Linked DNA regions of Mus musculus: region 2 is linked to region 1. The links are chromatin loops, found by intact Hi-C in ENCODE. Cell type or tissue: gastrocnemius. All regions are shown on one strand. Each heading gives the region's core, and the rest is flanking DNA. Links, peaks and the distances in the headings are about the cores only. Region 1 overlaps Rin3 (Ras and Rab interactor 3). Region 2 overlaps Slc24a4 (solute carrier family 24 (sodium/potassium/calcium exchanger), member 4).

Region 1 (9,231 bases), core at 487-8,486:
CTGTGGCTGATATCAACGAATACACATTCACACATTCATCATTTTTGGTGAACAGGATTCTAAACGGAGAGTAGTTACAGATGTATAGCCAATTGCAAATGACAGTCTCAGTATGCACTGGCTTCCATGATGCCTAAATCAGGCCCACGACCACGTGCCTACCATATTTTGTTCCCTGAACTGAGGCGTCTACACTGGACTTCCCTGGGCCTCAGTATGCTGATGAACGTGTGAACTGAGTTGTTCTTGTATCTTTTCCATGCAATAGGAGCAAAATATGGTCCAAGTGGTCTTCCAAACTTAGCTTTGAACCCGGAACTGATAACCTGGCTCTGCAAGAATCCCTTTCCTGCTCCATGCCTCAGTTTCTCCCACCCTCCAAGGGAACAGCCCTTTCAATCTAAATATAGAGTCCTCTAGGTGATACCAGCCTGCTACCTAGTTTGCGAAGCCTAGGCCAGTTTTACACAGGTTTGGAGGTTGGAGAAGAAGGGCAGAGATTGACATAGATCAATATAGCAACTGCTTCCTCTTCACCCTGTAACCTAAGCACTGTTCTCAACAGCTCAGGCCACCTTAAAAATTTAATATTTGCCTATTTATGACAAATAGGTTGTGGCTTCCTGTTTGGTTAGATATAAGTATTTATGAAGAGATTAAAAAAAATCCTGCTCCTGATATTTCCACCCTCTGGGAATGTTGCTGGGGCTCCATCTCATAATCTTGAGGCTCTCCTGTCTATATTCTTATTATTTTCAAACTATGTTCATGGGCCTCCTCCCTAGAGGTCAAAAAGGGTGCCCTGAACCACAACCTGCTGGAATGTAGAACATGGAAGTAAGTATGAGAGAAATCATTTGTTCCAGGGCTTATATCTGGTACTGTACCTGCCTGGGGGCTTGCATGTGTGTCTGGCATTACATCACTGTGGCAAGAGCATGTCTCTATGAGCTTGTTGCACATAGCCTGTCTGTGCCTTAGTGTCTATAACTGTAAGCCAGGGTTACAAGTGTACCCATTTTCCAGGGCTGAACTGTGGCCCCCACAAAGATGCATTAAAGTCCTGATGCTTAGAACATGGCATGTGAACTTATTTGGAATGTTTGGTGTCCTTTCTATAAGAAGGCTTTGTGAGTAGACAGAACACCAAGGCACAGAGAAGGAATGACCATGTGAAGACGGGGCGGAGCCTGGAGCTGGGAGACCAGGAAACACTTGGGTCTAAGGCCTCAGAAGTAACCAGCCCCACCCCACCTTTGTTTAAGGTGTCTGGCCCCCAGAACCGTAAGAGAGTAAGTTTCTGTTGCTGAAAGTCATCTAGTTTGAATCCTTTGTTGCAACAGGAAGGAAAGAACACACCACCTTTTAAGTATGAAATAACGCAATTCTCAGGAGCTGCTTCTGATAGCCCAGGGAACTTCAAAATAATGGTAATGGCCCTGAATGGCAGTTTTAGCAGGTAAGACAAACAGAGAGGCCGTTGGTAGTGGGAGGATTCCATGCTACACATGGTTGCATGGAAGCAATAGGCTAAGTGGTGGGGGGGACCCTTTTCCCTCAGTTCTATGGTGTACTCCTCAGTCCTACCTCCTGTCTCTGCCCTTTGAGCCTGCAGGGCTCTCAGCCCTCAGTCTACCCTCTACTCCTAGCTTTGTTTATTTTCTCATTCTCATCGCTGCCTCTGTAGGGCCACACAGAGGCAGCGCTATGGGAGCCTTGGCCAGGTACCAGGTATCTTGGGGACCAGCAAGAGATCAGGGGCATCTTGCTTTCCTGCCTATGTGTCCAGCGTACAACTGGGCCATACACATAGCCAAGGTCCACAAAGAACAGGGTAGAATGGGTCTTCTGGTGTGTGAGCATACCCTGTCTGAGAGAGGATGGTTGCTTAGGCTGGTGTGTGTGTGAGCCTGGGTGGGGGAGAGGTGGTAGAGTTGGGGAGGTTGGAATGAGGGGTTCTGTGCTAAACCATAAACGGCTTATTTAGCAGAGTTCAGCAGCACTGTGCATGTTTACGCTGTTAGGCAACATGAGGTTTCCTCTAGATGTGGTGAAACATTCTTAAATGGTGTGACGGTTGCCCAACTCTGAACACACTAACACCACTGAATTATATGTTTTAAATGGCCAATCATACGATACCCAAACACAGTGAATAGACATGCCCGAATGAAGTTTAAATGAGACTGTTACTTAAAACAGATGAGGACGGTTCACTAGAGTGAGTTTGGCCTTCCTGCATCGTTTTGCTGAGATTTTTTTATTATGGGTAAGAATGACTTTTTTAAGTTAAACATATTTAGATGTATAGACAGTTGTGAGCTGCCATGTGGTTGCTGAGAATTGAACCTGGGTCCTCTGGAAGAGCAGCTAGTACTCTTAACCAGGGAGCCATTTTTCTAGCCCTGAGTATGGCTTCCATAAGCAGGGTTTGGCAGAGATTTCTCCTAAAGTAGTCTATCTGGTATATCCTCATAGACTGCCCAAAACTGACAAATGCCCAGACCCCAGCACTGCCAAGAGGCCATGTCACCTTTAATCTCACATCGCCTTACATGGCCTTGGGGACACCCAGCACCCACTTCTGCACTTGGCAATTTTCTGTGGCACAGAGCCTGCCAGCCTGTCCCTCCTGACCAAGACATTAGACCAAGCTGGTCATGCTGGATGTCAGTGTCTATCTTCTCCAGAGCCCCTCAGTGAGTGCCTTAGTTCAGAATGTTCCAGAGTTCTCACCTCATGGAGTGATACTCCAGCGCCAGCCAGCGGGAGCCAGTCTGTACTGAGGTGGCCTCAGGTGACAGCAATCAGAATCTACTTCTTAGAAGGAGGTCTTTTACCTTACCACTCTCCATTAAGGCTGTATGACTGGGAGATGGGGGTAGAGATGCACCAGCCCAGCTCCTGGCTTTTACAATATCAACATTAGAATAAAACACTGTTATTGGTTCTGTTCCATGGCAACCAAATAGTTATGCTTTCTGAGTGCTGGGATGAAAGGCATGCCCAGCTAAAATTGGAGGAAAAAAATTTAAATGAATAACCTATTTAAAAATAGGCAGACAAGTTCCTGGCAGTAGTGGTGCACGCCTTTAATTCCAGCACTAGGGAGGCAGAGGCAGGCAGATTTCTGAGTTCCAGGCCAGCCTGGTCTACAGAGTGAGTTCCAGGACAGCCAGGGTACACAGAGAAACACCCTGTCTTTAAAAAATAATAAAAAAAAAATAAGTAAAATATCTGAATAGACATTTTTGTAAAAAGAAGAAAAAGAAAAAAGTATACAGGCACACACAGTCAATAAACACACACACACACAAATGCTCGACCTCACTGGTCTTTAGGGAAATGCAAATCAAAACTATAGGATACAGTTTGTGTTCTCTGGGAAGGCTGTTGTCAAAAAGTCAGATAGCAAGTATTAATAAGGACAGGCAGAAATTGGAACCATCGCACATGGCTGAGGGGAACAAAGTGATGTCACTGTGGAAAATAGTTTGGTAGTTTCATAAATCTACAGAATTACCAAGCAGTGCATGAATATGTCCACGGAAGCCTGTACACAAAGATGTTCACAGTAGCACTCTTTATGCCAGGGGCTGGAGGTACTGTGCCCAACACTGTCCTTGGGGCTGGAGCTACTGTGAACAAGAAAACAGGCATACGTAGTCTCTGCCTTTTGCAGGACATGTGGTTACAGAGTGACAAAGTGGAACTGTCCTTTTAAAAAATAACGTAATAGCTATAGATACTTCTTTAAATACCTATAGGCACAGCTATTAATATACAGAAGCAGGAGATCTGAGTATGAGGCTAGCCTAGTCTTCAGAGTGAATTCCAAGACAGCCAAAGACACACAGAGAAACCCTGTATCCAAAAAAATATTTTCCCTTTATTTTTATGTGTATGGGTTTTCCTGCTTGCATGCATGTCTTATGTACCATGAGCATGTAATACCTGTGGAGGCCAGACGAGGGCATCAGATCCCTTGGGACTGTAGTTACAGAGAGTTGTGAGCTGTCATGAGGATACTGGATTTAAACTTGAGTCTTTTGGAAGAGCAGGCAGTACTCTTAACTGCTGAGCATCTCTCTAGCCCCAATGGGTTATTCTTTTTTTTTTTTTTTTTTTTTTTTTTTTGGTTTTTTGAGACAGGGTTTCTCTGTCTAGCTCTCGCTGTCCTGGAACTCACTTTGTAGACCAGGCTGGCCTCGAACTCAGAAATCCACCTGCCTCTGCCTCCCGAGTGCTGGGATTAAAGGTGTGCACTACTATGCCCGACTGGGTTATTCACTTTTGATGTTGAGTTTTGAGAGTAAAGTCTAGATATAAGCCTTTTGTCAGATTCATGCCTTGTAGACAGGCACTCAAAATCTAACTTACCTTCCCAAAGATTTAAGAAGGGACAGAGGAAGAATGCTGTTTGTCTGTAAGCTTAGAGACACCCAACAGCATTGCATAAGCATGTGCCAGTCCAGTGAGTCTAAGGGACTTCCACTAAGTCAGTTCTTCTGCCCCTGAAACAGTTTACGTGGAGGTGCCCTTCACTGCCAACTTGACAGGATTTAGAGTCACCTAGGAGACACACCTCTGGACATTTTTTGTGGGAGAGTTTCCAGAGAGATGTATCTGAGCTGTAAAGACCTATCCCAGTCATGAGAGGAACCATCCCATAGGCTGGGGTCCCAAACTGAACACAAAGGAGAAAGCGAGCTGAGCTGTGGTATGGGGGCTCTCCTTGCTTCCCCAGTGCAGGTGCAGAGGGACTAGCCAACTCCTGTTCCTCACACACCTTCCCAACACAGCTTACGCAGGAGCCAAAATAAACCCTTCTTCCTTCTCTGAGTGGCATTTCTGTCAGAATTTTGTCACAGTGATGAGAAAAGTAACCAAGGCAGTAACTGTGGGACTTGAATGGGTCCCCATTCTCACCTAAGCCCCAGTCTTCTCTGCCGTCTGATCCACTTTTGTAGCCGGCGGGGGAAGGCGGAACTTAGCTGCAATCATGCCTGGTCTTAATTACTACAAATTCCCAGTGGCGGGCAAGTGTACTCAACAAAGGAAATGTGTCCTTAATGATGTGTTCCTTAAGGAAGCACAGGACTCTGACGAGGGCCAGATTTGAGTTCAGTAGTAAGTGAAGGGCGAGCGTCTGCGAACCTGACCCCAGGCTTTGGGGACTTTATACAAAAACATCAAGCGGGGATACACCTTGCCAAGGATTACTGTGTGTGGTGAACATCTACTTAGGAAACAGAAACTCAACCTTCCACATTTAGACAGCCCTGCTAATCCTAGAGATAGCACTTTTTTTTGGGGGGGAGGGTGGGTGGGAGGGGGGGTGGCTTTCAAGACAGGGTTTCTCTGTATAGCCACGGCTGGAGATCTCACGCCTACCACTCTGCCAACAATAGCTCTTACTAGAATGTTTAGTTGTGACACCCACACGAGGGGTTTGGTCAGAGACACTCCCCAGCCTGGCCTGTAGAAACCAAGGGTAAAGATAAGGAAGCAGACAGGAGACCTCACAGAAGGGACACAGGGACCTTTCCTTTTCATGGCAAAGGGATCTATCTGGAACTTCTTCCTGAGGTAAACACCGAGATGTAGCTGCCTGCTTGTTCTCTAAGGATGACTGAAAATCCAGTTGGGTTGGGTGGAGCTACATTCATTTGCTTTAACTCTCATGTATCCAGGCCTCTCTGTGCACACCGCAAACACCTGATGGGTCAGATCTGACTGACCCAGCAGGAAACTGTTGGGAAAGGGGTCAGGCAATCTGGGTGCCACACCCCCAGGAGAGGCCACGGGCCAACTTCTTAGGCTTGGAGAAGAAAAAAACCCCATGATACCTGGCTGGGGACACCTGGCTGAGGACACCTGGCTGGGGACACCTGGCTGGGGACACCTGGCTGGGGACACCTGGCTGGGGACACCTGGCTGGAGACACCTGGCTGGGGACACCTGGCTGGGGACACCTGGCTGGAGACACCTGGCTTGGGACACCTGGCTGGGGACACCTGGCTGGGAACACCTGGCTGGGGACACCTGGCTGGGGACACCTGGCTGGGAACACCTGGCTGGGGACACCTGGCTGGGAACACCTGGCTGGGAACACCTGGCTGGGAACACCTGGCTAGGGACACCTGGCTGGGGACACCTGGCTGGGGACACCTGGCTGGGGACACCTGGCTGGGAACACCTGGCTGGGGACACCTGGCTGGGAACACCTGGCTGGGAACACCTGGCTGGGAACACCTGGCTAGGGACACCTGGCTGGGGACACCTGGCTGGGGGGAACTTTGGGTATCTCCCAAAGGATACCTCCTTACCAATGTTATTATGTAACACCATGGAGCTAATCTCTGAGTTCCTTGTCACTGAGAGAGGGTTGGAACATCTATCTACTCCTAGTAAATTTTGACACCCTTATCCCAAAAGGTTACTACTTCACTGGCTCAGTCCTTGACAGGAAATGGCAGACCCCAAGGACAGAAAGGGAAGGTGACAAGAGGCTGGAGACTAGGGAGAGAGTAAAGTATGCAGGGCTCCCCAGAGTGAAGGGAAGCTCCCCCTCTTCCAGGGATCATCCCAGCTACAGTGTCCCCCCTCCCCCACCATGAACATCAAGGAGTGGGCTCCTTCCCCATTTTGAAGACCACAGTTGACCTTTGTGTGTGTGAGGTGTATATGTGTGAGGTGTGTGTGTGTGTCTGCCATGGAAGAAGAACTACCTGTCTCTCTCTGCAGACCCAGCCAAAGTTCAATTTTGTAAAACCCATGAAAGCTGCTTCCCCTGTTCTCAGAGATGGCAGTGTGTGTGTGTGTGTGTGTGTGTGTGTGTGTGTGTGTGTGTGTAGGACAGGGGGTAGGGGAGGAAAATAACAACAAACCAGAGTCCTGAGCCCCAACAGTGTGAGGTCCCCTTGCCACTGAGACTTCTGTGATGTAGTTTTATCTCACCCGAGAGCCTGGAGTAGAGGCTGGAATCTGCTGAAGGGAGTGCTGCCTGACCAGAGCTGCCAGCCTCACAGAAGCAGGGAAGGGAGGGACGAACCATCCCCAGATCCACCCAGAGAAGCTCCTGTGTCCTCTGGGGAAAGGTCTGTACCTAGGCTGGGAAAGCTAGCTCCCACCATAGGTCAAGACTGTACAGCACCAGCCCAGTCAGGGAGAGCCTCTAGCCACAGACCAGGCAAAGCCTTTCTGAGGCTCACTTTCAGAGTGCAAGTGAGGTACTGTGAGAGCCAGTACCTGATGGAGGCCCTGTGGGTCATTCAGGTTTGCATTTGTGAAAGACCATCTCTGAACCCCACAGGGGCAGTTGCACGGTCATAGCTGTTCCTTCCTCTTGAGCAGAGGCCAGAGTGGCTGAGGCAGAGTGAAAAAGCACCCAGAGAACCTGGGTGTGGAGAGGTGATATGGAGTGAGGCTCCAGCAGCTGGGAAAGGGGGCTGTTCAAAATGTACCAGAGACTGCCTTTTTGCCTGGCCAGTAAGGACATTCTGGGGATGCCTTTCCCTCTAGAGTCTGGCTGATCCTGGAGCCCCCTTCCCTGTGCCTTTGCCAGTCACCCCAAGCCTCATCTACGACTCCTTGGCTTGTATTATTAGATCATCTTCCTCAGCCCCAGATTCTCCACCAACCAGCACCGCAGCAGGATGTCTGCATTGTTGGGACTGAATGAGCCTTGCTTGCCCTGGGGCACTGAAGCTGGAATCTAATAGGAGAGCTACAAGGAGACCCAGATAGAGCTCTAAACAAGGTCCCTTCCAAATGCCCCAGTCATTGCTAAAGCGGGAAAAGCAGCAAGATTCAGTAGCTGGCCCAGGGGTGTGGTCAGGCCATGACAGGGCCACTAGCAAGCTCACCAGGCTTTTACTCAAGAGCAGTGGCGTGGAGCAGAGGGGGCAGGGAGGACACACCAGAGTTCCCACCGGACATCAGTCAGTGATTCCTGCCTGGTGTCAGCACAGAGCTACTCTCCTTCAGGCCAGTCTCCTCCCTTGTTGTTGGGAGACACCTGGGAAGGTCTTCCTGGGAATAGTGCTACCTGCTCTCCCTGGGTTGGAACTGCTTATATCTTGTTCTCTAGGACAGGATGTCATCACATAGGTGCCAGAGGCCCAACTCATTAGCATGGGCATGGGCCTCATTTCTTCCCAGGGTCCCCACTGTAGGATCCTTTGAGGGTTCTTATGACATCCTCTCAGGTTTGCATTTGTGAAAGACCTTCTCTGAACCCCACAGGGGCAGCTGCACTGATCTCATACCGTTCTTGTTTAAATAAAAGGCTCCTGTTTTTGGAAGCTGTTCCTTCCTATTGAGCAAGTGTAAACAGGAGGCTTCATGAGTCTGAAAAGGAACACGGGAGAAACTGCCATGATGTAGATAGAACTTCATCTGGGAGTTATTTATAGGTTCAGATGCCAAAACAGAAGGGGGCACTGGAAAGATTTGCAAACTGTCACATATCAGGGAAGACTAAATCAAGAGTAAGACATGGAAGGTCTTCTGGGAGAAGGCAGGTGGGAGTGTGGGGATGCTAAGAGAGCTGTGGACATGGGGACACCATCCCTCTCCCTGCTATACTGAACCAGTCAAGGGAGGCTTGTGGCTGCCCACAACATGAAAAGAAGGGAGAGTGAGGAGGCAGGCAGCCCGGGCACCACCCTGATAGGAGGTCAGCTCCAAGTGTTACAGAGGGCTCACCGCGGATAGTTAGGGAACACTGCTTCAACTTCAGGATTTTACAAGTACGTGCCAAGGCTGCATCTTAGCATGCTGAGACATCACAGAGGATACATCACCGCGTATACATGCTATTTTTCTTTCCCACGCTAAGTATGAAAGACCTGGGAGTGTGCTTTGCACTTGTGCTTCATCTCAGTGCAACTCAGGCACATTTCAAAGGCTTGAGAGCCACCACACTGGATAAGGTCACTGTTCTCACCTGGGAGTGTGGGGGCCTTAGGAGATGGAGCTGCTGGCACCTACTGGTCAGAGGTCAGGAATGCTGGCTTCAGGGCCTGCCTGGGCAGTCTCACAAAGCAAGGGAGGACCTGCTAGGGTCCCTGAAGCACTTAGCAGGAGTCTAGGGGGTGCTTTGGATAGCAGCCTGCTGATGGAATATTGTGGGTTCCCAATATCAAGGCTTGGAACTGAGCTCGCCCCAGAGGGTCTGGATTCCTATGTCCTAAACTAGCAATGCAGAAACAGAAAGATGCAGCATGA
Region 2 (9,231 bases), core at 733-8,732, 160 kb after region 1:
TGACTCTCAGGGAAGGAGGGAGCCTGAGGGCCAGCAAAGATTTGAGCAGCAAAGTTCAGGAGCCCAGGGAAGGCACCGGAAGTGACAGCTACTAATGAGCAAGGGTGCCCTGGGATTTGAGGAAGGGCAGAGGTTATGCTTTGGAGGATGCGGCAGGGATGGAGGCAGAGAGGATGCAGCTTTGCCCCTGAGGAGTCCTGTGTCCCAGGCCATGTCATCACTCCACTTAACTTTCGGTGTGATCGTCTTTGACTTCGTAGCAAGGCAGGAGTTATGGGGAGGGACAGGACAAGCCAGAAGGGAGGCCAGAGAAGCTGGGTGGGGTTGGATTCTAGCGGCCGTGTTAGCTTGGGCTGTACAGCCCTCAGGGCCTAGCACAATTTATCCAGAGAGCAGTTTGCAGAGGATGAGAGGTCTGGGGGTCTGGGTTCAGATTCCAGCTCAGCCACCGCTGGAAGAGGTGTCAGGAAGCCTCGGTTACTCATGCAGTAGTACCCACTGTGTGCTGTGAGCATCCAGTGTCAGGGTGGATGGAAGGGTCCCATGGGAGAGATGGGCAAGAGACAACGGTACCCTTCCAAGGGCAGAGTGAGAAAAAGGTTGTATACTTCTCAGGCCCTTTGCTGGTACATGGGGCCAGATGTCCTGTTCTCACTAGTTTAAGAACATGTACCCTCCAGACCCACCAGTCAGGCAGCATACATGTTTATTCTACCAAAGGAGGCTGAGCCACAGCAGGAAGGAGCCTGGGTCCTTGAGTGACCATATGGAAGTTGCTCTACGGGACAGGAGCTCAGTCTGGAACATGGCATAAGGGACAGATCCTTCCTGTGCTGAGATACTGTGGCTGCAATGCTGGATAGTAAGTATCACTGTATCCAGAAAGTATCAAAAGTGCCTACAAGTTTACAGACTATCCTGTGGACACCCATGTATCCATGTATCCATCCTGGCTCAGACAATGATCAGTGCATGGCTGATGTGATCTCTCTCTCTCCCCCTCCTCTCACACCCTTCTCTCTTCCTTTGCTGAACTCTCCTGTACCCCACCCTCCATTTATTTGGAAGAAAACCCCAGCTAAATTTCATATAAACCATTTAATACCATGATAAAATTTCTACCAACAATGAAGCACAGAATCACCACATGGTCCAGCAGCGATTCCTCTTCCAGGTATAGATCCTGAAGAACTGAAAGCAGGAACCCGAGCAGAAATCCAAACATGATTATACTCAGTTGAATATTCACAACAACAACAGAGGTAGAGGAAACGCAAACGTTCATGAACTGATAACGTGATAAAATGGGCCGTGTGCAAAGAATAGAATACTATTCAGTCCTGAAAAAGGGAGGGGAATGTGATGGTGGGTCAGCATGGATGAACTCTGAAGTCATTATGCTATGTGAAGTAAGCTAGTTACAACAGGGTGGGGACTTCCTGGTTCCATCTTCACAAGGTGCTTAGGGTATTCGAAATCACAGGCCCAGCAAACAGAAACATTGGTTGCCAGGTACATAGGGGAGGGGAGCGAGAAAGAGCTGCAGATAGGGGTTCTGTTTGGGAAGATGTGAGAGTTTTGGAGGTGGGTGGGGCATGGCTACCCCATGGTGAGGTAGCAAAACAAGTTGTATGTTACATCTATCTTGCTACATCAAACCAGGAGTCAACTCTGCCGTGGCTTCTCACCACATCTGGCTGGTAATTTTAAATCATGTCAGCAATAAAAACATCAAAACTCCTCTCTGGGGACAGATCGCTGCACATCCTGCTGCTTAAACTCTGTTGCTTCCTTCTCTCATGGGAAGGGTGGAGGCTTGTTGAAGGGGGTCTATGGGAGCCAAGGGGTGGCAGTGGGCTCTCTGCATGGACCTCAGGGGTGCCAGGGTTGACAGCCACCTTGGGAGAACATGTTTTATAGCTGTAGGAGCCTCCTTCCTATCCCAGAGTGTCACTACTGTGAATACCCTGGAATTTCCACCTATCGAGTGAACAAGCCTTGGGGTTCACATGATAGGCTCTCTGTTCAGGCCACAGTCTGTCCTGTCACCCTTCATGGGGGCCCAGTTTTTCTCAGACAATCTGCTTACTTCAGAAACACACATAACTGGCCACATCACACAGAACCATTAGAAGAACAGGCTCGTGCTGTGGCCCGTGGCCTGCTCTGTCATTCACTGGCTTAATTGCCCTTTGGGTCTATAGGAGGGAGGCTTGACTTTAAATACTTATTTGGTTAGAGCACTGCCCGCTTGCTCCTCCTTGAGGACTGATCCTGCAGGGCACAGGGCTAAACACTGACCTTTCCCCCAGGAAAAAGGCTTGAGCCGTTTGCTCCCAGCCGAGCCTCAGAACAGCCTGCTGCTGAGGGCCTTCCAGCTATGTTCCAGGGGAGCTGCTAGAGGGATGTCAAGAGTAGCCCTCTGCAGTTGTTAGGTCCTGCACAGCAGCCTCAGGAGGTAAGTATGCATGAGGTTTACACCCACTGACTGAATTTAGAACAACCTAGAAGGTTGTGGCACACCCTGGGTGTGCCTGTGAGTTCCTTACTGCAGAGGGCCATTACAGGGCTAGAGCCACCTTGGGTATGGCTGACATCTTCCCATAGGCTGGGGACCTGGATAGACTGAAGGGTGGAAAGGGAAAGAGCAAATGAGCCACCTCTCTGTTCCTTGGTTGGCCATGGTGTGAACCACCTGTGCTCCGGACTCCTGCAACTCAAGCCAAGGTCTCCTGCTCCGCCCACCCCACCCACCCTGCCAAGGTGGACCAAAACATTCTGACACCATGATTTTCTCTCTGCAGTTGGTTGGTTCCTTTAGGTCTCTCAGTCACTAGAATTGGTCTGTCCTCATCCCATTTTACAGGTGAGAGACAGTGGAGGCTTTACAGGAGTCAGACTCGACCTACCGACACCACTTTAGGTTTAGGCTTCTTTGCCACATCCCATGCCACCCTTTCTCCCAGAAGGCCACGCTGCCCTCCCAAATATCCTCCACTGAGCTAGAAACATCTATGGAAGAGAAAGCATTAAACCACACTGGAAAACAGCCATAAAGCCTAAGATAGGGTATCCGAGCCGGGATCTCACTTCAGATGCTCTCTTAAACGGGGTAGGGCCCAGCACCCTATGAACAGCAAGCAGGCTGCCAACCACTTGGGTCAAGAGAGCGGCCATCTGGAGGCTTACCCCACCCAATGATGGCTGGCCTGGCTCGGCCCTTGAAGAAGTGTACAGCATATGGCCTCTTCACCTCTCCCCTTGTGTTCTAGGCACTGGGATGTGAGGCTGAAAAGTTTATCAAAGTCCAAGGTGGAAAGGATATGATCCTGGTGGACCCTAGCTCATCCTCCCCAGACAGGGCCCACTGCTTCCCCTGAGGTCCCAAGGGAGAGGGTGGTTGTGGATGCCCAGGGCTTGTGGCTGAGTGAACTGTCTGTTGGGCAGGGCTCTAAATCTCACAAGCTGCCCTCTGACCACTCAGAACTCCCTTGCTTCCTGGGTACAATCCCCAGTGCATTCCAGGCAGGGAAAAGGGGGACCCAAAGTTTAAAATCACACAGCAAGTGAAAGCGAGAAGCCATGGTTTGAATACAAGCAGTGTGTCCCCTGGAGCTTCCTCAGAGTCCTGGTCCTCTGCGAGTGGCCAGCCCGAGCCAGGCCGTGCAGAAAGAGGTGTAGGGAGTGAATGGCGAGAAGCACCGTTCTTCTGATTTCATGTCCAGTCAATGGGGTCACTCAGTAATAAGCCCGTCTAACTAGTCCTGGGATGGCGCTAATTTAAGGGGGTTGATACTGGTACTGTCTATGCCCCCTTATCCTAAGAATAGCACTCCCATGAAGCCACCCAGGACCACCTGTTAGGATCTGAACTTACTGCCCTTATTCGAACCTCAGGTCCTGTCGATCTCAGTCTGTAGACCAGTGCCCCATGATTCGTATCCAACTCACCTTTCTGTCCCCACACCAGAGGCACAGAGGAGCCTCCAGTGCACGCTAAGAGGGTTTTTTGGACATTAGAATAAGTCTTCCAACTCCCCTCTCCATTAACCTCCCTTCAAAACCACAGGCTCACAAATGTGGTTGATGCTGTTCCGTCGGCTTTTATCCCCTGGCCTTGACCAATGCAGCCGTGAAATCGAAAGCAAATTAGAATTACAGGCTAGAGCCAAGACCACGGCCAGATCAAGCCTGTCCTTTCCTTTCTCTCGTGGATTATTCTCAACATTGCTCTGTCCTCAGAGATTGGTCACCACCCCCCCACATACACACACAACCGCCCCCCGCTTCCCCCATGCCCAGCTCTTCTGAGGAGCTGTCCAGCATATTTCATGCTTCAGTTAAGGGAGAAAAAAAAAAACAAAAAACCACCAGGCAAGACAGAAATATTCACAGCGCCTGAGCAGTAATCAGAAATTCATTTTGCTCATGTTGATGGGCTCATGTCTCTTTTGAGTCAAGCCAGAAGTCTTTATGCTGTTTGCTACAAAGTCATTCTGGCTTATACACCAGAGACACTCGACATAATAAGGGTTCTGAGGCAAGTGGATCCAGAGACCCCACAAGCATGGCAGTGTGAAGAGGAGGCCAGTGCTGTTGAAGGGTGAGCAGCATCTCTCATAATTTGCACATTCGTTCATTCATTCATTCATTCATTCATTCACTAACACTGGTCCCTTCCTGTGTTGGGCACCTTGCCGGAATAGGAATAGCTGCTGAGAAAGGCACCTGACATGCCCATTGCTTCCTTGGCAAATTTATAGTCCAAGCAGGAAGCCATACGTTGCCCTTAGTCTGAGCCTGCAGCTGTCAATCTCACATTAGGCACTCACACCTCCCAGGGCCTTCAGTAGCCGTGCAAGAACCTGTGCAGGGCAGGGGATTCCTGTGTGAGGGAGAAGGGAGAGCCAAACACAGCAAGAGCTGAGGAACAAGTCGCTCACTCCGTGCCAGGATAGTGTGGGCCAGGAAGGAATGTTTCAGAGGAGAAGAGACATGCTTGTGCCTTATAGGCAATGTAGGCATGTGCACGGGGGTGGGGGTGGGGGGTGGGGGGCACAGTGCCAGTGTTACCCAAGGATGTTGGTCTTCCATCTGATGTATTCTGTGTAGCTCCCCCACCCAACTTCAACCACACATGGAAACTCATTTCTCTAAGCAATCTCTGGGTCCATGAATACATGTGTACAGAAAAGGAGGTCCCCAGATAAGTCTAGGGGGCAGGGTTGGGGACCCAATATGTGGCACATTTCAGTCTTGGGGTTCTGCCTTCCATCAACAGGACTGACTGCCCCTGAGCTCTTTACCTATGGAAGTGACAGGGACCAGGCTGCTGGTGTGAATGAGCTTTGGGCCCTGTGACAGCCAGCCTATGACTGCCATGGTCACCTTATCCAGCAGGGGTAGATGGAAGGCAAGGTGGACCAGGAGCCAGAACTGAGAGGCAGTAGCAAGAGCCTCACTGCTCCTGACTGGAGATAGACAGAGATGTGGGTTTCTGACCTGCAACAGAACTCTGGAGCCCACTGGGAGGCTGCACGCCATAGGAAAGTTGCACTTCCAAAATCTGCCACCAGAGGGCAGAATGTCCAAGGCAGGCCTGGGTCAGAGTCTCAGCCTGGAGGACTATCCTGGCCTCTCGGTCCATCAGCTTCCTCTGCAGCTTCTCCAGTTTGGAGTCACGGGGCTGGGTCCTGGAGTTAATAATCAAATGACCTATGGAATAGATGACTTGAATCCGTGTCCGGTTTCTACTCTATCAATGGACTGCCCTTCCCTCACAGAGAAACTCGGTGGGGAGGGGGATTAAACAGTTATGATACTGTACTTGGCAGAGCCTAACATAGTCCTTTGGCATATCCCAAAGGCCAGCTGACACAAACGGCGGGTTGGTTACGTGCTAGCCGTAGTTATATGTGAAACGTGCAACCCTCACAATATCTATGGGTATTGATTACTGCTTCCACTCAGCAGAGGGGGCCACCAAGGCTCAAAGAGCTTAACTAATTTGCCTGAAGTACAGCTTTGGGTTGCAGAGTAAGGTGAATTCATCTTTAAGCTGGAGGTTCTTTTCCACTTTCCATTGTGTATATGTATGCATGTGTGTCTATAGATTCACCTGTGTGTATACATGTGCTTGTGTGTGCACATACTCTTGTGTGTGTATTTGTGCATGTGTGTGCAAGCACGTCTGTATTTTGCAGCTGTGTGTATACATGTGCTTATATGTGTACATGCACTTTTGTGTGTATGCATGTGCGCAAGCACATCTGTGTATTCACACACTTGTGTGTTCATGCCCTTGTGAGTATGTGTACTGTTTTCTTTTATACATTTTTCCTCCAAGCCACCGCTCAAATCTGGGAAAAAAATGAATCTTCCTTTAAATTTTAATCTTCCTGGTGGTTGAAAAATCTGTGCTTTCTATAGAAAAAACCCTCAAAATATCAAAGAAGAAACTGAAGTTCACTCAGATGCATCTGTAATCTTTACAGATCAACTTTTAACTGCCTATGCTCAACCCCAGGAACGCCAAACTGCACAGATAGTCGAGTCCTTTATCAAAAGTGCAGCAGTGTGTGTGTGTCACCCGTGCACAGCTTTCGTGTGCTTTATTCCTACAACTCCTGATACAGCCTGAATGCTGTCTAAGCAGTCTTTGCACTGCATTGTCGGGGAATAAAAAACAAGGTCAGAGCACATTCTGTACCCGTGTGGTGTTTTAAAAAAAAATATTTTCAACCCAGTGTTGGTTGACTCTGCAGGTATGAGCCCGCAGATCCAGAGGGCTGACTGCGTTTATGATTCCAGACTGAAACTGTGCACAATGATTTTGGCACCAACCTCACCCCAGCCTCACTGCACCCCAAAGCCACACAGACCGCTCTTTTCATGCAGATGCTGACTGTATACAGAGCTGGTGATATATTCATGCACCAGCCCCCATCAGCAACGCCACCCCAGGACCGGGAACTGCTGTGGACTCAACCCATTAAGGATAAGCAAACACTTAGACTGCACAGTCAATATGAAACATTCCATCTTGCTCACAGTAAAGCGGCACTTGTCAGCGGCGTCCGGTGTGCTGGGCAACAGGGACCAGTGAGCGTGCCTGGCAGGACTGGCTCTCAGCACTTCTGTCGTCACATAAGTCAATGGCTCAAATTAAAGTGACCCCAGTGCTGTGGGGGGCATTTTTTTCTTAAAGTCGCTTAGTGGCTAGAGAGAAGGCTCAGCAGTTAATATGGCCTGCTGCTCTTTCAGAGGACCCAAGTTCTGTTCCCAGCACCCACGTCAGGCAGCTCACAACCACCTGTTAATCTAGCTCCAGGGTCTCTGACCTTTTGGCACCTGAACCCACAGGCACATACCACTCCCACACAGACGTAATTAAAAACATAAAGTAAAACTTTCTTTAAGAAGTCACCCAGAACCTAGACTCTTTAGGGAATGCACCTTAAATGTATTGGATCCAAGAACAAAGCTGTTGATGGTTGACAGGAAGCAACCAGAGAGCCTACACATCCAGGTGGGACGTAAAGTGACGGACTTTGGAAACCATTTGGCTCTGTCTATGAATGACGCAGACGCATGGCCACAACCCAATAAACCCTACCGTTACCCGGCAGAAATTATGCATATGCCCTTCAATAATGCATATGCCTTGCACTGCAGGTGCAAGGATGCTCCTGGCTGCATTGCCCATAACAGTGCCAAACGCTGGCCGTCGAGCGCATAGATGGTTTACTCACATTCCTACCGTGGACATGCAAAGCTGGTTTGCTATGTCAACCCTGCAGGAGGACCTCACACACGACGAAATGCCTCAGCAGCTGGGCTCCAGCCTACCTGGTCCCAAGGCCAGGCTCAACTGTCCCCTGAGAAACCCCTGTTTGCCACAGCAATGGGGATTCCCATAAGGCTCACATTCAAAGCTTTGGCGTTAGGTACAGCTATTCTGCTCTACCACAAGTGCAGGCTGAAACTGCCCTATGGTTCTTCCTCTGTGCCATAGGGAAGATGGTTAGTAAGTAGAACCTGGCCTCGTTTCCCATATGTCCCATTCCTTAGGCAGAACAGTAGACTCTGTGGAAAAGTCCCCCTCGCCTTTACAGCCACGCTTCTCTCCTGGTACTCTAGGATGTCCAGTCAGCCATCCCTTCGCTGAGGCTGTTCCACGTCCTTCCCTCCTCCCTTCCCTGTGATTCTGGCTTCAAATTCAGAACAGAGTTGGGCATCTGCTCTGCAGTGTGAGGAAGCAGGCAGGTCTCCCTTGCCTTGGGTTCTTCATACTTAGCGTGACCTGTTTAATTTGTCTGTTCGAAAGTCTACCTGCCTCCCCACGATGCTCCAAAGGAGTACCACAAACAAGCACTGCATTCACTACACAGCTTTCGGGCAAGAAAAGGCACATCTGAAGCCAGGCTTATCTAAGTAACAATCTTTTTATCCTGTTTGGTCTGGCGTGGCCTTCTGAGTCCTTCCCTCATTTTACCGATGGGTGATTAAATCAACAGGGCCTGAACAGATCTAAATCTGAATCCTCTACCACGAGGCAGTCATCCATCTCTTGTGGATTTTTACTGCCCTTATCCATGGAGTGGACTGATCCCTTCCCAGCTTCTGTGATATGGAGGTGGTGCACACGGTAAGAGCCTCATAGGGAGGTTCCTGGGCAACAGATTCACAAAGATCAGGGGTCCCAGCCATTGCACTATGGATAACCTAAGCCATACAGCTTTGTCTGAGCTACCAGTGCCTTGCAGGCTGTTCCGAAGCCTCCCTGCCTACATCCAGGCACGGAAACCTCAAGTGTCTCTAAGCACTGTGGAATGAACACTTGGAACCCCTGACTTAAGAGTCTGATTCCAGGAACCTAAAATCTCTGGGCACCTGTGTTAAATCTGCTTTAACAGTTGGCCCTGGGGCTGGGATATAATCCCCAATGGAAAAATCTGTGGCCCAGCTGGGGCCAGGTGACCTGTGTTGCCTCCCAGAAGGAGCTAGACAGGTAGGAACTGGCCGAGCACCAGCAGAGGGTTCAGGGAGCCTTGGTCAACTTGCACAGGCTCCTGTGGGCAGCTTAGAGCAGCCAGGTCCCAGAAGAGAGGCAAGCCAGGCACATTCTGAATTTTGCCTGCATGGACTTGGGGAGCTGCTTTGCTGGATAAAGGGCTTGGTGCACAAGGATGGTGACCTGAGTTTGATGCCCGGCATCCATATCAGAAGCTA

Evidence for each region. Peaks named below come from ENCODE experiments on the same cell type or tissue, not always from the same donor. Only the 100,000 strongest peaks of a DNase experiment are listed, where the experiment ranks them.
Region 2: a loop joins it to region 1, with 1.8 times the contacts of the local background. A loop is called at or near these places in 8 of 42 quality-filtered maps.

What each region holds. Positions count from the first base shown.
Region 1 is chr12:102,341,440-102,350,670 of GRCm38, reverse strand. The region is part of intron 3 of Rin3 (Ras and Rab interactor 3); the gene reads right to left. Among named protein-coding and RNA genes, the nearest start is that of Rin3, 63 kb to the right of the region's middle. In gastrocnemius, for the core only: a CTCF peak has its summit at 3,961 (motif pointing right); a DNase peak (open chromatin) is centred at 3,967; H3K27ac peaks cover 2,823 bases.
Region 2 is chr12:102,178,359-102,187,589 of GRCm38, reverse strand. All of the region lies in intron 2 of Slc24a4 (solute carrier family 24 (sodium/potassium/calcium exchanger), member 4), which reads right to left. Among named protein-coding and RNA genes, the nearest start is that of Slc24a4, 54 kb to the right of the region's middle. In gastrocnemius, for the core only: CTCF peaks have their summits at 2,265 and 5,567 (motif pointing right); DNase peaks (open chromatin) are centred at 4,231, 4,841, 5,566, 7,656 and 1 more place; H3K4me3 peaks cover 508 bases.